2 separate regions of the Homo sapiens genome follow, and region 2 is linked to region 1. The links are chromatin loops, found by intact Hi-C in ENCODE. Cell type or tissue: PC-3. All regions are shown on one strand. Each heading gives the region's core, and the rest is flanking DNA. Links, peaks and the distances in the headings are about the cores only. Region 1 overlaps CACNA2D1 (calcium voltage-gated channel auxiliary subunit alpha2delta 1). Region 2 holds the start of HGF (hepatocyte growth factor).

Evidence for each region. A loop is a pair of places that touch in the nucleus more often than their neighbours do. Peaks named below come from ENCODE experiments on the same cell type or tissue, not always from the same donor. Only the 100,000 strongest peaks of a DNase experiment are listed, where the experiment ranks them.
Region 2: it touches region 1 in a loop (3-fold over the local background); 5 of 110 quality-filtered maps call a loop at or near these places.

The regions. Positions count from the first base shown.
Region 1 is chr7:81,953,412-81,958,803 of GRCh38, forward strand. All of the region lies in intron 38 of CACNA2D1 (calcium voltage-gated channel auxiliary subunit alpha2delta 1), which reads right to left. Among named protein-coding and RNA genes, the nearest start is that of CACNA2D1-AS1, 53 kb to the right of the region's middle. In PC-3, for the core only: a CTCF peak has its summit at 3,314 (motif pointing left); a DNase peak (open chromatin) is centred at 3,320.
Region 2 is chr7:81,769,413-81,774,804 of GRCh38, forward strand. It overlaps HGF (hepatocyte growth factor), which reads right to left and starts at 635. Exons shown (of 18, transcript NM_000601.6): 1 at 472-635. The coding sequence starts at 559. In PC-3, for the core only: no CTCF peak of the experiment used is centred there; no DNase peak of the experiment used is centred there; H3K4me3 peaks cover 457 bases.

The DNA.
Region 1 (5,392 bases), core at 225-5,224:
ACTCTGCTTCAGTAACACTGGCTTTCTCTGCAACAGGCCAAGCTGTTTACTGCCTTTGCATTTGTTCTTTTTGTTCAGATGCTTTTCTCTCCAGGTAGGGTAAACAGATAAAAAACAGGGTACCAGTAACAATTGAATATCAGATTAAAAAAAAAACAAATACTTTATATAAATGTATTTCATACACAGAAGAGTGGCTAGATACATAGCAACGATTTGATAAATGAAGAGTAGGTACTCAATAAAGCAGCACACATGGACTGGTTAGAAACACTATGAGGTATTAACTTAAAGAAGTCATTGTCACTTAAACAGGAGTACTCCCCAGTTATGATTAAGTGTTAATTTGAATAAAAATTACCACACAAGACCCATTTGTGTATTAATAACATATTTTGTCATCTTTATACTCTACAAATGTGTTATGGAAAGAAAAATATTCTCTTTGGCCCTTATTTCACTGTTTTTATTTTTATATATAATTTTTGTTTAATTTCCTCTGTGTGATGATGAGATATGTCTGTTTCTATTTGGGAGGTGGTAGTTTAGATAAGTTATTTGGGCTCCCTGTGGTGTGCATGTCAGTTCACACTGAAAAATGTGTCTTTTAAGTTTCCTGATCATGTCTTCCCAAGCATTTTGCATGGTGCAAGTCCATGTAATGTATTTCATAGAATCATTTCAAGTCTTATTATGGCATACATTCTACACAAATGCACTGATGTGGGAGGAACTCAGCATTATTTCTGTCCTATAGAGACTGAAATCCCACTGACACCATGACCAGATATAATAAATCGGTCTGATTTTTAAATGATTATTTAAGTAGAAAATAACAGATTGGTACTTTCAGTTTAGAACATTAAAATGGAAAAAGAATGCAGTGCCAATATTATATATATATTTATTTTAAAATATGATAAAACTAATTTTATTAGACTTCCTTATAGGGGAACCTCCCTTAAAAGACTGTGTTATTAAAGATATCAACTAAGAATTCTTTATTCCTTTCTCATTACTCTTTAAAAAATCTAAACCATAGTAAAATTCATATGGTTTTTGCCCCAAAGTTTTCTTCATACAGCATGCGTTACCAGTGGCTAAAATCTTTTGAAGTTACTGTTGCTAAACTCTTACTCTGCCTTTCTTTCCCCATTCAGAACCTGGGACAACTAATTGCATACAGTACAAGCTTAATAATTTTTAATTTATTAAATTTAGAAGTACATGTTTCAAAAGAAAATGTTCTGGTCATTTGGCTAAAAGGTTTTTGATCTTTTTTTCTGAATTATAGCCATCATTTAATTTCCTTCAAAATGCAAATCGCTGGTGAAGACAGCCATCAAATCATGGACTAACTTTTGAATTCAGGTAAGTCTGTACTAAAGTTACCACCAGCAACTTTGAAGACAATCTATATTTAAAAATTTTTAGGCATGTAGATACTGCATAATAATAGGAATAATGCCCCTAGCAAATAATTTGTTCTCCGACATGTCACCTTAACACTCTTACACATTAACTCGTGAGATAGGTAGGTAGTAGTATATTTATTCAACTCTTTAAATGTAGACAGATTATGTACCCAATAATATGCTTTATAAATTGGGTTTGCATAAAATAATAAATTTCTCAATGGACAGAATTGGCTTGCTTTACTTCTTTGATTAATAAATGTTAGCTTTTTGAGTCTTCATAAACTTGTTATCAAAAAGTCTTGTTTGAACACTTGAGTTCTGATGAAGTCCTCATGGTATGGAGCTTCATAACTGTTTTTGTATAATCTATATCCTTCCGGACTCTACCGGGTATAAGGGCCCCTTGGTAGGCTTTGGAGATTATACTACCATTCTACCTTGCTTGTGAGCAGAACCTAATCCAACAGAAATTGCTAGTTTTAGCCAGACTACATTGGAGCATAGACCATAACCTTTATGGTCCTTAATGTGGGAAACAACTGCCAACTAACATTTCAGTATTTTTTGTAATGATTTTTTTCAACTTAATTGTTTCAGAGAAAATAATACTTCCTTTGATATCATTATATCAACATTCAAATAGCACTAAGTGGATTCACTGTTCTATACAGATAACTGTGTTTTTAAATACTGAAAGCATATTTTGTTAATGTAAAATATACATCATCGATATTATGTATTCCTTTGATACAATAATATAAAGGAATCTCAAATGTTTTCTTTTTGGAGATCAGAAGGATATAGATTATACTTCTACAATTATGAAGCTCCATACCATGAGGACTTCATCAAAACTCAAGCAAATGAAAAAGCTAACATTTATTAATCAAAGAAGTAAAGCAAGTCAATAATTGTCCATTGAGAAATTTATTATTTTATGCAAACACAATTTATAAAGCATATTATCTGGTACATAAATATCCTAGTTGAGTCCATGGTGATATATAATTATTGCCATGATAGATTTATAATTATAGTTCAAGGAAAGTACCATAATAGGAAAATGTTATTTTGGTGGGGGGGGGGGGGGGTGGTGGTCTTAGGTTAAAAAGATTTTAAAGTCACTGTTGCTATATATATATATATATATATTTTTTTTTTTTTTTTTTTTTTTTGGAAATGGAGTCTAGCTCTGTGATCTAGGCTGGAGTGCAGTGGCACAATCTCAGCTTACTGCAACTTCCACCTCCTAGGCTCAAGCAATTCTCCTGCCTCAGCCTCTGGCGTAGCTGGGACCACCATGCCCAGCTAATTTTTGTATTTTAGTAGAGATGGGGTTTCACCAGGTTGCCCAGGCTGGTCTCGAACTCCTGACCTCAGGTGATGCACCCACCTCGGCCTCCCAAAGTGCTGGGATTATAGGCTTGAACCACTGCACCCAGCCGTTGCTATAAGTTTTTAAGAGAAAGGTAAAAAGAGAGCTGGCCTACTCAAGAGCAATACTTACATATTTTTTAGTGTAACTGATAACCTATAAATCTTATCTAAAAATTCTATGATTGACAGAAGTAAGCTTTTGAATCAAAAGGGAAAATAAGGACAATTATAGAAATATAATTTGATTACACTTTTCTTGTGTAATGGTTGACTACCTATGAACTTCTTTCAGGAATTAATAATAATTCAAATAATTGCCTATATATCAATTTTTAAAATGTGTATATGAAGATATTAAAGCAACGTTTCCTTACTTTGGCGTCTTTTGCCATGAAAACTATTCTTTTATTATGCCAGAAGACTTGTGGTTATTTTCTGAGACTCCCTCTGCTATTCTACTCCCCACCCTCTATCACCCCTGCCTGTGAATTCACTCCATTCATAGTAATGGCCACATCTCCATCTAGTGGCTTCCTAATCAATGACTACTTGGAAACCAATGACAAACACAACGAAAGTGCGTGCTCTAGTAATACATCATGATGATTCCAGAGCATTAGAAAAGAAATTGCAAAACAGTAAATGAAGAACTAAATGCAAATCCAAGACCCAAAACATCTCTTTAGTAGTATTGAATAGAGAACTCAGAAATTTCTTAAAAGGTTAATTAATAATTTTGGGCTAGATAATGTATATTAAATAAAATGAACTTAGAAACTAGAAGCACTTATTCTAAAATATTTCAATAAGAATATTTTGAGAGTAAAAAATCTAAAAAGTTATTTAAGTCAGATTTATTTTAAAAAGTAGAAAAATCTGAAAGGAATTGAAAGAGTGCATTAAATTTGTGTTAGCATCTTTTGTAAATAAATTGAGATAACCACCTCTAAAAATTGTCATTAGGTAGTTCTCATAAAATACCATGAAGCCTGTATATCTGTCTCTGTAATGACAATTTTTACACAAAAACTTTATGAAAAATGATTTTTACATAAATATTGAATATGTTTCATTTAGGATTAGAAATGTACATGCCATTTGAAATCAGCTATTTACAAAACAACAACATTGGTCCTGAGATTTTAATAACCTGGTTTCAGGAACATTAATATCGCAGATTTAGGAATATGGGTGATTTTCTAGAATTTCAAGCCAAAAACAAAAACTAAGAAAAATTAGAGAAAGTGACTGACCATCCACACCACATGAAAACTTGCAGTAAAATGAAGATAGGAGCTGACATCATGGTACAGGCACGACTCGTTGTGCACTTAAGTTGATCCTATTAATAACGGGCAAAGTAGCAAGTATAGGAAAAGGAAAGAAAACACAGAAGACATACAAGATGAGATTTCATGCAATTTGCTGGCAGTTAACGTGAGTCTCCATCCAGAGCAGATTCACAGTGACCATTGCAAATAAGCATTACCAAAATAACTCCACTGCTAAAGAAACACAAGATATTATTAGCACACCAAGCTACTGAGCAACAGTTGTACTTTCACACACAACCCATTTATAGGAGCTTCAATTGCTGAACATTTTTGTCTTGGTCAAATCCTTTTAATGGCTTGATCATAAGATATAGCCTCCTAGAATAATATTTTGGGCAATAGGCTTTTAAGTCACTTTTCAAGTTCATCTGAATTTAATATTTCTAGTGTCAAAAAACTGGTGACAAATAGTTGATGAGCGAAGTTTCTCTAATGAGTGACATGACCCTTGGCCCTTCATAAAACATTCTTTGGGGGAATAATTTTACATGGGCAACGTGCTGAAGTTGCAGTAGACAGAATAACAGGAGTCCGCCTATCTGGACTTAATATATCTTAAAAAGAAAAAAAAAACGCTTAGTTGCAATGTTGAATTACTCTCCCTAGCAAGGATCAATAATCCCTCACAGAGATAACTGGGATTGACTGGCTAATACATCTTTCATTTTTAGTCCCCATTACTGATTTTATTACTTCTTTGTGCTATTTTTAATTTATATTATCTAATTGCATAATATTATCTGTGAAAATGTTTTGTCCTTTCTGGGACAAATGCAGCTATGTATTTGAGTAGGTAAACTAAATAACTCAAATAATTTATGAGATAATGCTTTACAAGTTTGGATATTCATTGGTGTGTGCACACACTGAAGAATCAGAATTAGGAAGTATTGTATTTAAAATTAGTTAAAAAGAGGTAGACAGAGATTTTTATGTAGACTTCATCTTTGAGAATAGATTAATATTTCTTAAGAATTTTAAAAGCATAAAGCTAATGTAGTACATACTGATGACATATTACCTACCTTGTATATAATCAATACACAGTAAATCAGAATAGTATTTATTAGAGAAAGATAGCTGAACTATAGGAAAAGTAGTAAGCCATCTTTAAGTGACATATATTAAATATGATTTGTAATATTTTATCAAACCCTATGTAATTGACCTGGTCTAGTTTCAAACACTAGAAAAAGAAATTAGTACAATTAAAGGAAATAATAGAAGTCTAATATGTGATAGCATCAGAAACCATCCAAAAGA
Region 2 (5,392 bases), core at 305-5,304, 180 kb before region 1:
AAGTCGTAATTTGGCTCCAAATGTTGACTAGGTGATGTGGAGTAGTGCATTATCATGAAAAATTGTTCTCTGGAAAAGGATGACTTCCTGCCGGACTGACCATCACTCTTGCCTCTTCAGACCAGACCCTCTCTTTAGCTTTAAACTTGTCCAAAGCAGCCAAGTTCAGCCAGTATTAGCACTTCCTCCCTATCTCATAATCCACAACTATTAGGCTAAGTGGGACGGGGCTTGGGTTGGAGGTGGAGGGGAGTTGAGGGAAAGTTAATTATCATTTTAAATGCTATTCAAACAACAACAAAAAAGAATGTCAAAAAAAGCATAATGAGAGCTTTTAGAAACCTATACTACATACTGAGTTCAGAAAGGATGCTGGGAATAGGGTAAAAAGAGGGTGTTAAAAGGAATAGGGAAGGTTAGCAGGAGAGTTAAATACTAATACTAATAATGAAGAAGAAGAAGGGAACTAACCTGCATAGGGGATGGCGATGGGGAGCAGGAGGAGATGCAGGAGGACATGCTGCAGCAGCAGGGCTGGCAGGAGTTTGGTCACCCACATGGTGCTGCTGGACGGGCTGGCGGATCCCTCTGGAGGAGATGCCTGGGTGAAAGAATCCTGTTCGGAGTCAGTGCCTAAAAGAGCCAGTCGGCTCTGAGCTGCTTTTTATTGCGATGAGCTAAGTTTGTTGTGTGATTAACTGGAAAGATCTAGGTCTGAACTCCCTCTTACGGTAAGAAACTGTTTAACAACAGCCCTTTACTCTCTTCCAGCCCCCTCCTTTCCTCACTCGCCCCCCCTTCAACAGCACCAAACAGATCCCTGCAACCCCCCCCATTCCCCGCCTCCCCCCAACCCCACGCTTAGGAAAGAAACTTACAAAGAAAAGGTCACCTGGCCTGAGGCCAGCTTCAATTTGGAAGCTGGAGCTCCAGATCCCAGTGGCTCCTATCCGAGTAAGGAAGGGAGGAGCAAGGCTGAGCCCAATGGCTAAATCAAGGCACAGGCAGGGGACCAATTCGCTCAATTTAAACAGGAAAATACATGTGTTTATATATCTATTTGGGAAAAGAGGAAGGGGAAGCAGCATAAGAAGAAAGCGAAGAGCTGTCTTTCAGCCAAATGTGCCCCAGCTCCTAATCTGTCTAGTTTTCCTGCTAGAGCAACTGAGGGATTCAAAACACTGACACAGGTTCTCTAGGGGTTTAGAGACCTGGGAGAGGTGGGAGCGGGGCCAGGGAGGAGAGCCCAGGCACGTCCAGCCCAGGTAGAAAGAGGTTAGTTAAGAAAAGGGTGTGGTATTGTGGGGCCAAAATAAGCAAGCAAAACAAAAGCACGCAGATTGTCAGATGAAAAAATTGCCCCTGCCCCATGGGCTCAGAGCAGGCAGCTTTTTTTTTTTTTTTTTTTTTTTTTTTTTTTCACAAACTGCCAAACTCACGAAATACCACACATTTACCCAAAGTATACAAAATAAACTTGTCTGATCTGACTTTTTAAGAGAAAGTCCAAGAAACAGTCATTGTCCATAGCCTGTCCCTGACAGGTAAATATGCCATGTGGACTTGTACAGGCACACACGTGCACACAACACATTCACACATGTTGGTGTGTATGTACGTATACACTGGTTAGGACTGACTTTCACCGGAAATCCCTCAAGCTGTTTGAATTCGTGAGTACTGAATATGCCTCTCTTTTCCAGCTTCATCTGCCTGTACACGACAGCCAGCTTCCCAAAGTGTAAGTGGAAAGATGAGGAGCTTGTATGGGCATGGGGGGACTCCTAGGTATCAAATCCTTGTGAGATCATTGCCCAGACCCCTCACTTGATTCAGAGAATTTGTCTTTGCACCCAGAGGTGGATGCTCTGGTAACTTTAAGCAAGAGCCTGCTTTATTTCTAATGGATGCTGAGGGATACTTGCCCCTGTATCTCTCTGAGATGGATATTAGTAGAGAACAGTGCCCCTGTCCACAGAGGAAAAGAAAGCAGGCCAAATGTGGGAATGACTAGAGCGGTGGGTAGCTGTACAGAAGTGATTGTGGGGCTGAATTAAACTCATCCACAGAACAGCCTTCCCTCCACATACCACCTTCATTTGTCCTCCAGCTCCCTTACCCCCACTTTCAGGGAAAAACAACCTGCCTGATAAGTCCCTGAGGTTGTGGGATATCTAGAGAAGCTAGGGATTAAGAGAATTCCTTTTGAGGGATCTATTTTATATGACCCGTTTCTATTGCTAATCCTTCTCTTTTATCATTTTCTCCTTACTTAAAAATCATTTGTCAGCCTCTGTCTGGTGTCCCCAGGATCCATTTTACTTTCTTTTTACTGTTCAGTAGACTTTTTGGGAAATCTCAGTTCAATGCATAGCCTGACCGTGACCCTGAATTGCTCCACTGCATCTCTTGTGCTTTATTAGGGTGTAGGGGCTCAGAAAAATGATACCCCAAATGAAGACCTCAGAATCAGCTCTCTCTGACCTTCTCCTGCTCTCCAGTCTCCGGCCCTTCATTCTCCCCCAAGGCGAGGCATAGAAACTAGAATCCCTCTTTCCCAAGGTGGCTCCTAGAAACCAGAACCCTTTTTCCCAAACCAGCCATAAAACCTAAGCATATCACTCTAACACCTCAACTTTCTGTGTGAAATCTGGCCATAAAGACATTATCTGACCTACCTTGTTTGATCGTAGCTCATAAGACCCCATTCCAAAGAAGGTCCTGCCCCATACCCAGAAGGAATGAGTACTGCACAGAGATACCAGGAAGAATCTCACCTTGCCAGGCGTCCCCACTCAGTCTGTTAGCATGAGATCATATTCCTTTTGTCCAGTTGTATTTCTCCACACCTGCCCACACTTTGTTGAACCTAAGCATAAAAATGGACAATTTCTTTTGTAACTTTGGGTCTTTGTTCTAAAGGCTCTCGGGTTGTGTAAAATTATGATCAAATAAATGTGTATGCCTTTTCTTCTATTGATCTGCCTCTTGACAGTAATTTTTTTTTTAGCAAACCTTCAGAGAACAATGGAAAAGTTTTCCCTTGGCCCAACAAGGGATTAAGGCTGTTTTTAAAAGAAGTTAGATTTTTCTGTAAGTAAATTCCTGTAGGTAAGGAAAGAAAAAGAACAGTGTTTCTATTTATTTTTTTCTCTCAGAAAAAAAAACTAGAGTCAGGGTTGTAAATTATTGTTATAAGTTTGGAGCAAAATCCATCTGAGATAAGGGGTTCAGGACATTAGAAAACTGAATAAACTTATTAGGTCACACATTTTCGTGACTTTTTTTACTGTCACATTAAATATGGTAAATACAACTTAAAACCTATATAATTTATATATTCATATTTCTTGACAAAAATTATTTGGTCTTTCTTTACTGAAATTGTTGCTAATATACACTGAGATCTTAATGTATGCTAAGCATCATATTACATACTATTGAAAATTATTTCATCCTTACAGTAAGTTTAAGATTATTAAAATTCTCATTTTATAGTTGAGGAAACATAGTAAGTTATTTTTATTCTTAAATAACTTGCCTAAGATCCCAAAGTAATATTCAAGTGTGAGATTCAGATTAGTCATACCCCATAGGATGGTATAAATTTTTTTAACCCCACGAGGAGAAGAATCACATGTTCCAGAGTATAATCACCAAAATAAGTCTGAGACTGGGTATATAGGAGATCCTCCATAATAATTTATAAAATAATACATAATTTTAAATCTCTCAAAACTATAAAGAAATACTCAAATGAAATTCTAATTATGCTATTAGTTTAGTCATTTTGATAACATATTCTCTTTGTTTTTTCTAAATCATGCAATGTTTTTTTCCCATCATCTACTGATTGCCTTACATAGGCATACATCATTTTATTGCCCTTCACTTTATTGTACTTCACAGATAATGTGTTTTTACAAATTAAGTTTTGTGGTGTCCTCGAATTGAGCAAGTCTGTTGGTGCCGTTTTTCCCACAGCATGTGCTCACTTTGTGTCTCCGTGTCACATTTTGGTAATTCTTGCAATATTTCAAATATTTCCTTATTATTTTACATGATGATCTGTGATCAGTGATCTTTGATGTTACTGCCATAATTGTTTTGGGCACCACAAACCACAACCCAAACTTAATCCATTCATGTGTGTATTCTGACTACTCCACTGACGAGCTGTTCACCCGTCTCTCTCCCTCCCCTCAGGCTTCTCTATTTCCTAAAACACAACATTATTGAAATTAGGCCAATTGATAGCCCTGCAATGACCTCTAAGTACTCAAGTGAAAGGAAGAGTTGCGCGTCTCTTCCTTGAAATCAAAAGCTAGAAATAAATTAAGCTTTTGGGGAAAGGCATGCCCAAAGATGAGTTAGGTCAAAAGCCAGTCCTCTTGCACCAGTTATCCGAGTTGCAAATGCAAAAGAAAAGTTCTTGAAGCAAGTTAGAAGTGCTACTCCAGTGAACACACAAATGATAAGAGAGCAGAGCAGCCTTATTGCTGATATGCAGAAAATTTGAGCAGTCTAGATAGAAGATCAAACCAGCTGCAATATTCCCTTAAGCCTTAAGCCAAAGCCACAGCAAGGCTCTGAACATCAAGCAAGACCCTCCATCAGCAAAAAGATTATCACTCGCTGAAGGCTTATATGATCGTTAGCATTTTTTAACAATAAAGTATTTTTAAGTTAAGGTATGGACATTTTTAAACATAATGCTGTTGCACACTTAATAGTCTGCTGTGTAACTTTTATATGCACTGGGAAACGAAAAAAAAATTCATGTAACTTGCTTTATTGCGATTTTTGCTTGATCACAGTGGTCTGAAACCAAACGAGCAGTATCTCCAAGGTAAGCCAGTACTTCTTAAGTGTTAAACAGTTTGAATAAATCCCCAAAAAATTGTGTCTGAAAAGTTTTTGATAAAATAACTTGTAAAGAGATTACTTTAAGTACTGCAATTTATGTAAATACTTAAATACTAGATGGATACTCATTACCCTATAATACCATTTTAAATCTGTCCTATGATTGAGGGTTCTAGTATCTCATGGATACTAGATGGATTTAATGGAAAAGCCTCTATTACTGTGCTCTTTAAAAGGCTGCTGCTTTAACACGGTATCTTTCTTTGTCTTAAGCCCAGGTTTCTCCACAAGTGATGCTTGTAAGAACGTACGTGAGGAATAAGCTGACATGACCTTATGATCTGTAGATTACTAATGAGTTTTGTGTTATTGAACTGGTCATTTTGTTTACTAAACGCCTGTGATTACTAATGCGTTTTGTGTTCTTGAACTGTCATTTTGTTTATTAAATGCCTGTCACATGCCAGGTGCCATTCTGTTTCTGCTACCACTTGGATAGGCTCAGCTTAGTCATAGGCCTGCTTTC